3 separate regions of the Homo sapiens genome follow, and all the other regions are linked to region 1. A link is a contact called in ENCODE Hi-C or POLR2A ChIA-PET data. All regions are on one chromosome and are shown on one strand. The core of a region is the stretch at or near the end of the contact, and the rest is flanking DNA. Distances in the headings are between cores, read along the strand shown.

Region 1 (2,963 bases), core at 140-2,639:
ATGATATTCTGTTTCAATGTGCTTTAGGACCACCAAGGGAGGGAACAAGTGAGCTTACACCTTCAGAAGCAGATGAACCGCTTTCAACAATGATAAAGAATTACCCAAGTGATGACAGTAAGAATATTCTAACCTTAGGGAACATCATGAACATCTCTTACACCAAGAGGAGATGAAACTGCAAAAAGATGTTTGAAAGGGGTCGCAGCAACGAATGCTTCTAATAGTGAATCTCTACGTTAGGGCATGTTAGAATCACCTTAGGAAAGTTCAAAAATTCCCCAAGCCCAGACCTCAAGCCAGACCAATTAAATCTGAATCTACAGGGGTGGAACCCATATATCTAAGTATTTTTTTAAAAAACAGCTCCTCAGATAATTGCAAAGTGCAGCCAAGGTTGAGAATCGCTGTTTTAAAGCAGGTACAAAAAATTAAACGTGGACTTTGATGGGGGGGACGGGAGTGTCGGTAGGCATGGATGAACTGAAAAGCCCTTCAGAATAGAGCGGTGACTGCAAGAGCAAGGACAAAAACTATATGAGAGCCCGTGGCAGGGGATTTAAGGGCCGTTTTTGTGTGGGACTGACAGGATTTGGGGGATGGTGACGACCTCAGCATACACCCGACTCTATTAAAATTGAGTTACTCTGCCAGCGGCCCTGTCTCTACCCGCAATCATATTTTCTAGCACCTTTTCCCACAGTTTGGAAAAAAAAAAAAAGGGGCGAAAACGTTCTCCCACGTAACGCGCCGTGGACGTGTATGGGAGGAGCAAAGGCCTGAGAATCACAAGCGCGCGGCCGCTCCCATTTCTTCGCGATTCCAGAACCAGAATTCACGAACATTTAGAGGAGGCCTCCCCTGGCTGTGTTTGTGCCCCACTTAGGAAGCGATGGTGGATTTCTCTGGGCAAATTGTCGCCTTTACAACGCCAGGGGGCGGAGGCGGGAGGGAGAGCGGCGAGGGTAAGGGCGGGGCAACTGCTGACGTTCCCGGTGACGACTCCGGCTCAGCCCTCACCCTGGTTTCCGGCGGCGCGCGGCTCCCTTTTCCGCTCTCCCGCGCGCTCACAGGTACCGCCTCACTCCCACGCGCCCCCCAGCGCTGCGGTGCTAGACAGCTGAGAGAACAGACACAGACCTGTCGGAAGGTCCTCTGCAGGTCCCCCTTCCGCTCTGCCGATCGACTTCCGCCTCGGGCAGTCAACATGTACGTTGCGGCTGTCTGGCGAAGCTGCTTCTGAGCGTTTGCGGAGGCGCAGCTTCCCCTCTGCGGGGCCGCCCTGCTTCCCCCCCATCCCCGCCTCCCCCCGCCCCTCGCTCCTGTCCCTGGGGTCGGCGGACTTCTCGCTACATGGGGGCGGGCTTCCGCGGTCGGCGCACGGCTTCCTGTTCTGAGGCGGCCCGGCGGTAGGCGGTGGCGACTCTGCCCGCTCCCGTTTCGGCGCGGTGACCGAGCGCCCGGGAGGCTCGAGGACCGCATCGTGTGCCGTTGCGCCAAGCCCGGTCCTGCGCCGCCATGGCCCCAGTGCAGCTGGAGAACCACCAGCTGGTCCCGCCCGGAGGCGGCGGCGGGGGCAGCGGCGGACCCCCGTCAGCCCCAGCCCCTCCTCCCCCGGGAGCCGCCGTGGCGGCGGCCGCTGCAGCTGCGGCTAGCCCGGGCTACCGGCTGAGCACCCTCATTGAATTTCTGCTGCACCGGGCCTACTCGGAGCTTATGGTGTTGACGGACCTGTAAGTGCCCCGAAACCCCTGCCTGTTCCCCAGCCCCCCTTCCCGCCCAACCGGCTGAGACGTTTGCACCTCCCTCTCCCCGAGAGGCTGCTGTGTTCTCCGCTGGACTGCTTAGTCTAGAATTTTTGAACTCCTGGGGTTCAGCAGAGGTGGAGAAGAAGCTTTGTATCTGGGGTCTTCCTGGCAACGATGCAACAGAGACTTGTTAATTTTGCGTGTTGTTACACTTCCACTGAAAATTGTGTGAAATTTTTGTCCGAGTTCCCAACAGAACTCTCTTGATTTCTTGGCTGGAATACATAATATTCGAGCTTTTAGAAAAAACTCTATAGATGGGAAATTTGTATTACAGCCTCTTGACGATACGTTTTAAATGTAAGCTGTTATTGCTTCTAAGTTAATGCAGGAGCTACATACGTTGTGTATAAAATACAAATTTGAATTCAAAGTACTTTTTTTCTGGAACTTTTGAGTGTTTGAGGTCTTAATGAAGTTAGTGTGAGTAAAATTTTTTTGTAAGTAGTCTGTTATTTCTTGGAGTATGAAGGGGGTTTATAAATCACCTAGTTACCCATGAAATGCCTTGGGGCATGATTAAGTTGTTAATCCCTTCAGAATAGGATCAGAATATACTAACGAATTTCAGTGTGTGAAGAAAAGGCACCGTAACATTTTGGGACTCTGTTGTACATCTTATAACCCAGGTTCAGAAAAAGTTAATCAGAATTTTATTTTTTATCTATTGCAAGACTTCAGATCAGGGTTATCAATTGAGATACATTAGTATGCAGATATTAGGCTCTAAAGCGTCACAGTAATTTGTTTTTAGAGACTGATAACAGATACTTGTTTGCAGATGACTGAAAGAGTAGGCTCTACTTAACTCCTGTAAAACGTCATTCTCAGTTTTGATGTATTGTACTTTTTTGAATGGGACAGAAAAAAGTAGTGTTAAAGAAGCCTACCCATGGCTAATGAGAAATTTAAATCGCTGTCAGGTTTAGGGACTATTATAATGATATACCTCTCTGCACCATTTATTGTTGGATTTCATAAAAATCCAAGAATATCCATGAGAAAGTTTCATGTATGTGCCTATATAGAGCTGTGGGAAAAAAAATGTTGAAAACTGCTGCTATCGGTGGTGTAATTTGCTTTTCCATAGGGGATTTGTAGAAATTCCTTGAATTGTGGTTGTCTTTTTACTATTTTAGGACTTGGCTTATGAAG
Region 2 (2,963 bases), core at 269-2,768, 440 kb before region 1:
TGGTTTCTTTCTAGCCTTTTGAAAAGATACCTAAGCTTTGGGAAGCCAAGATGGGAGGATCACTGGAGCCCAGGTCAAAACCAGCCTGCGTAACACAGCAAGACCCCCATCACTACAAAAAAATTTTCAAAATAAGCCAGGTGTGGGCCGGGCGCAGTGGCTCATGCCTGTAATCCCAGCACTCAGGGAGGCGGAGGTGGGCGGATCACTTGAGGTCAGGAGTTCAAGACTAGCCTGACCAACATGGTGAAACCCCATCTCTACAAAAAATACAAAAATTAGCTGGGCGTGGTGGCGTCCATCTGTAATCCCAGCTACTCGGGAGGCTGAGGCAGGAGAATCACTTGAACCCAGAAGGCACAGGCTGCAGTAAGCAGAGACTGCGCCACTGCATTGCAGCCTGGGCGACAGTGTGAGACTCTGTATCTCAAAAAAAAAAAAAAAAAAAAAAAAAAAAAGTCAGGTGTGGTGGTGTGTACCTGTAGTCCTAGCTACTCTTAGGCAGGAGCCTCACTTGAGGCCAGGAGTTTGAGGTTACAGTGAGCTAGGATCATGCTGCTGCACTCTAGCCTGGGACACAGAGTAAGGCCCTCTCTCTTTAAAAAAAAAAAAAAAAAAAAAGAAATGAGAAATAGCATTTAAGCTATGTGTCCCAGGTGAATTAACAATCTCTCTGTGCTTCAGTTTCTCCGTCTTTAAAATACAGATAAAATTAATAATTTCCTTATAGGTATGTTGTGTGGTTTATCAGTGCTAAGAGCTTACAACAGACTTTTACAAAAGATGGTATTACATATAGAGAGGACTGCAGAAGTTTTAAGTTTAACAGCAAATCATAACATGGGCACTTGGCTTCAGGCAAAGATTCAGAATGAAAAGAAGTGTAACATTTGGGTGATCATTTAGCATTTGTGCACTCTTGGATGTATTTTAAATGGAGGGGAAAGAGAGAATCATTAGCTTTTTTCCTAGTCATTAACTATACCTTATAGAGATGATGTGTGGTTTAAGTTGAGTTTATCAGTGCTAAGAGCTTACAACAGACTTTTACAAAAGATTGTATTACCACGTTTTAGACACAAACTCTTAAATAAGAAAGGAAGCAGGAGCTCTAAGAAAAGGAAGTGACAGAGAGTGGTTTAATGTTTAATGAATACTAAGTGCCAGTCCCTAGGCTAGGGGTTTTCCATACATTGTTTCATTTAATCCCTGCAATTACACAAAAAAGTTATCATTATCCCAGTTCTAAGGATAAGGAAGCTCTAATAAACTATGAAACTTATGTTTAACGCCATAGAGTAGCAATTAGAAGCAGGATTGGAACTCAAGTCCATTTGAGTCCAAAGCCTATGATTTTCTGCTGCAATACAACCATTACCAGCTTTTTCAAAAGCTGGCTGTTTCAAATTTAGGTATTCTAGTTTCATTATATAAAACATGAAGAAAGCACCCACTTCAAGTTTCTTGCCTTAACTGTCTGACAAGAGCTCATGCTCGCCATCTGGTGGCATTAAGCGCCAATCACAAGATCAAGGATTCAGTGGTGGGTTTGTGTTTTTACAGTATGTTGTGAAGGTTGAATCTGCAGTAAAGCACTGCAAGGACTATTACTGAAATACTAACAAATGAAACTATGTAAATTCTAAACGATGTAACAGACAAGAATGAAATATATCTTTTGAGAGAAGCCTTAGCTAAGAATCTAATGTGAAATGCTTCTGTCCCATAATAATTGCAAAGCAAGATGAGAAGCCCAACAAGGTGTTTAATTTAGAAAATGGAGGTAATAAAAGCAGAAGACAGCTTTAAAAATTATGTCAACTAAATATGGTGTACTGCACTATATTTATCAGTACTTCATCCCCAAACCCCACTAAAATGAGAATGAATGAATATAAAAATACATAAACTCAAAAGAACATAAAAACAGAAGGGGAAGCAACACATTAAACAGCTGTCAACAAATTACTGACGGTGTAGTGAAGATGGGGATAGATAGTTGGTTTAGCTGAAGTTGTGAAGTTGGTTTAGTTGTTGTGAAGGCAAGGAGAAGAGGGTGCCTATAAATTAATGCCCCACTAAATCTGAGAAAAGCCAAGGGTATGAAAACAACAAACACTTGGGAAGGCACAAATGATTCGAAGGCCTAAAGACAGAGGCTGAAGACTGATTAAGAAGCCTTTCCAACTCCCTCAGGTTTCAGATTTCTCATTGCTGTAGAGATACAAATACGGAATGGAAGATGACTAGGAAGCTGGACTGGTACAAGCGTGAACCTGTGTTAGTTAACTGCAGGATACAAAAATCAATATACAAAACTAAGTAGTGTTTCCATTTGCCAATAGCAAACTATCTGAAAGAGAAATCAAGAAAGTTATCTCACAATAGCTACAAAAATATAAGATGCCTAGGAATAAATTTAAGCAAGGAGGAGAAAGATCACTACAAAAAAAACTGATGAAAGAACGAACACAGGACACAAATAAATGGAAAAATATTCTATGTTCATGGGTTGGAAGAACAAATATTGTTAAAATGTCCATATTACCCAAAGCAATCTACAGATTGATGCAATCTCTATTAAAATACCAATTATATTCTTCACAGAAATAGAAAAAACATCCTTTGAGGTGAATCTGCAAGGTAAAACAAAAAAATACAAAAAACACTCCTAAAATTCATATGGAACTACAAAAGACTCCAAATAGCCGAATCAATCTTGAGTAAGAAGAACAAAGCTGAAGGCATCAGCTACTTGACTTCAAAATTTACTATAGAGCAATAGTAACCAAAACAGCATGGTATTGACACAAAAATAGACACAGATCAATTGAACAGAATAGAGAACCCAGAAATAAATCCACATAATCAGAAACAACTGATTTTCAACAAAGGTGCCAAGAACACACATTGGGGGAAAAGGCAATCTCTTGAATAAAAATGGTGTTGCAAAAACAGAATAT
Region 3 (2,963 bases), core at 124-2,623, 270 kb before region 1:
GTTTTATAATGTTTAAGAATCCTTGAACATCGGTTTGCTCCTGTTCACGTGTAATTTCACATTTAATTTAATTAATGTATCTATTTTGAGATGGGGTCTCACTGTATCACCCAGGCTGGAGTGCAGCGGTGAGATCATTGCTCACTGCAGCCTCAACCTCCTGGGCTCAAGCGATCTTCTCACCTCAGCCCCCAAAATAGTTGGGACTATCAGCTTGCGCCCCACCCCTGGCTAATTTTTATTCTTTTTGAATTTTAGTAGAGACAAGGTCTCCCTTATGTTGCCCAGGCTCAATTTCGTATTTTATATTTAAAGAACTAGATTTCCTAAATAAGAATCACTCCTTTCTCTTTCAAGAGAAGATAGTTACTTAGAGGGTAGACAGGACTGATTATTTTCTTTGGTATGCCCTAAGGAATTATGTAAAACTTGACAGAAAATTTCCAGACTACAAAAATGGCTTCACTACCAATTCCTTCCCCTCTTCCATCTTTTGAGCTTAGAAAAACAAGATAAAGAAGGTTATGTCTTTTCAGTTATTCCTTTCTCATCTATTTCCCCAGTTTGGTCTACACTGAAAGCATACACGATTCTTCCTCCACTGGTTCATTGAATAATCTTCTTTCCTTAGTTCCCACATATCCAATCTATAAATCAAGCACATGAGATATATAGATTCTAAGTATCAGGTGGAATTCTGCCTTACACTCCAGAACATTTTTTTTTTCTTATGCTGTTTTTCATGTAAAGCAGAATCTGTAAGTATCGTAACAGGATTCAGCCAGGGAAACAGAGCCACTGTGAGTATTCTAGGAATAAAACCGTTCACAGCTGTGGGAAGAGCTGGGGAAGTGAATGTCTGGAAGGAGGAGTCAGAAGATCAGAGAGTCACTAGCCGTTGCCGGAAGCACTGGTGCAGTTGGACAAATCAGAGCTTGCAGGAAAATTCCAGAAGCCAAAGCACATCTAGCCACCGAAGCAGGGCCGCGGAGGGGGAGTTCGTGGAGAGGTTTATGGGAGCTGTGGCCTCTACGTAGCTCCCGCCCCATGTGGGGCGACAGCCAAGCCCCTGGTGGTGGGCCCGAGGCAGCTGTTGGGTAGCAGAGCCAACAGCAGGAAATGTTAGCTGGGAGGGAGCAGAGGAGAGAGCCGGATAAACCGGGAGCTGCAGGGCCTCTCAGGGCCCCTCTGTTTCTGTCCTTCACTGTATCTGACGGGAAACCTGCCAGGGGCAGTGACTGCTGCTCGCCTTCCGCCCTACAATTCTTGCACAAGGTTCTCTTTTGGCCAACTCTAACCCGGAAACACAGCAGGGAGGGGCTTCTAGGAAATGGAGTTCCCAGCCTTAATCGAGTTGCCATAGCACAACTCAGCACCGCATCTCCCAGCGTGATCAATGAAATGACATCACAGGCTCGGTAAAAGCCATTTAAAAATAACTCCTTCATTCTACTGTTCCTCAGCTCAGAAGTCAGGTGCGTGCATAGGTCGCCCTTCGTTAAGATTCTCCACTTACGGAGGTGGTGGACCTGGCAGGGTGTTGTAGGAAGGAGTGGCATGTGCTGAGAAGCTCACAGGATCCTTAGTCCTGGCTGTGACTCACAGGTATTGTGTAGCCTCGGGCAAATCCCTCTCCTCTGTGCCTCTGGTTTGTTCATCTGTAAAATGGGCAGAATTGTACTCAGTTGGCTTTTGCATGGTCCAAATGAGAAAACGGAAGTGAAACCCCCCTGTAAACTGCTAAATGCCAGGATAGTTATAAATTCCTTTTTTTTTTTTTTTTTTTTTTTTTTGCGGGGACGGGGAGGACAGAGTCTCGCTCTGTCGCCCAGGCTGGAGTGCAACGGCACAATCTCGGCTCACTGCAACCTCCGCCTCCCAGGTTTAAGCGATTCTCCTGCCTCAGCCTCCCAAGTAGCTGGGATTACAAGCGCCTGCCACTGTGCCTGGCTAATTTTTGCATTTTTGGTAGAGACGAGGTTTCGCCATGTTGGCCAGGCTGGTCTCAAACTCCTGACCTCAGGTGATCAGCCCGCCTCCGCCTCCCAAAGTGCTGGGATTACAGGTGTTAGCCACCATGCCTGGCCAAATTCCTTTATTTCAAGGAATATTCTTGAGCTTGGCAAAAGTTTGGAGTTTACGTACAAAATACATACTCAAAAGGAATTATGAAGTGAATGAATTCCTGAATAAACATGACTTGGCATCATGGGGAAACAATTTACAGTATTGGTGGGGACATAATTTCAGAGATGGAAGCTGCCAGAAGAGCTTCTTTTCTCCTAAAAGCCCATCCCAGGACCTCACTAGTCCTGATAACCCAGAAGTTTCCCTGCCACTAAAAAGATCTGTTTATTTTCCAGTTAACAAAGAGTGAAGAGGACACTATCATCATCATCATCAACATCATCATCATCATCATTATTATTTGCCTGAAGGCCCAGAGTACACCGTAATGGAGTACTGCTGATGGGAAAGGAATTAGCATTGACCTCTCAGGAGGTTAATTTGGGAGTTTAGCTCATGATCTAGTAATTCTGCTTCTGGAAGTTTATGAGAAGGAAGTGCTCTAATATGTGCGCCTGTGTGATCGCTGGGCTTTAGCATTTTAGGGGTGAGCCAACTGTATCTCAGAGGTGGCCATGTCTTGCATTGAGGAGAGAGAGCACCTGCGAGAACTTCCATGCTATATTCTATTTGGGAAGAACTTGAACCTTGCATAACGTAAACGAAGAGAATTAACAAGAATTTGTGGCACCCCTTCTGTGTCAGTTCTTCTTCCAGATAATAGGAATATAGCAATAAACAAAACAGACCAGGTTCCTGCCCTCATGGGGGAAAGAGGCAATCTAAAAATGAAAAATGGGCCAGGCGCGGTGGCCCACGCCTGTAATCCCAGCACTTTCGGAGGCCAAGGTGGACGGATTACCCAAGGTCAGGAGTTCAAGACCAGCCTGGCCAAC

What was found. Hi-C counts contacts between places; a loop is a spot of excess contacts on that map. ChIA-PET counts read pairs that join two places held with the same protein, here RNA polymerase II (POLR2A). Pooled maps may share reads with other maps.
Region 2: a pooled map shows a loop between it and region 1 (8-fold over the local background). The contact joins the enhancer-like site here to the promoter of MED14 in region 1. A Hi-C loop is called at or near these places in 2 of 37 single-sample maps with no recorded cell type and 6 of 50 pooled maps. POLR2A ChIA-PET finds 5 or more read pairs at or near these places in 2 of 52 experiments (GM12878 and activated T-cell).
Region 3: a pooled map shows a loop between it and region 1 (8-fold over the local background). The contact joins the enhancer-like site here to the promoter of MED14 in region 1. A Hi-C loop is called at or near these places in 10 of 50 pooled maps. POLR2A ChIA-PET finds 5 or more read pairs at or near these places in 4 of 52 experiments (A549, AG04449, Caco-2 and 1 more).

What each region holds. Positions count from the first base shown.
Region 1 is chrX:40,733,968-40,736,930 of GRCh38, reverse strand. MED14 (mediator complex subunit 14) reads left to right here and starts at 1,389. Exons shown (of 31, transcript NM_004229.4): 1 at 1,389-1,733. The coding sequence starts at 1,519. MED14OS (MED14 opposite strand) reads right to left here and starts at 1,241. Exons shown (of 2, transcript NR_169211.1): 1 at 1,141-1,241. RefSeq lists enhancers at 177-1,097, 1,098-2,019 and silencers at 1,052-1,141, 1,402-1,781.
Region 2 is chrX:41,178,931-41,181,893 of GRCh38, reverse strand. The region is part of intron 21 of USP9X (ubiquitin specific peptidase 9 X-linked); the gene reads right to left. Among named protein-coding and RNA genes, the nearest start is that of USP9X, 95 kb to the right of the region's middle. Within about 2 kb of position 1,518, at least 3 of the 41 ENCODE cell types and tissues checked have a DNase peak (open chromatin) inside an H3K27ac peak, as active enhancers do.
Region 3 is chrX:41,008,646-41,011,608 of GRCh38, reverse strand. No RefSeq gene overlaps it. Among named protein-coding and RNA genes, the nearest start is that of USP9X, 75 kb to the left of the region's middle. Within about 2 kb of position 1,373, at least 36 of the 41 ENCODE cell types and tissues checked have a DNase peak (open chromatin) inside an H3K27ac peak, as active enhancers do.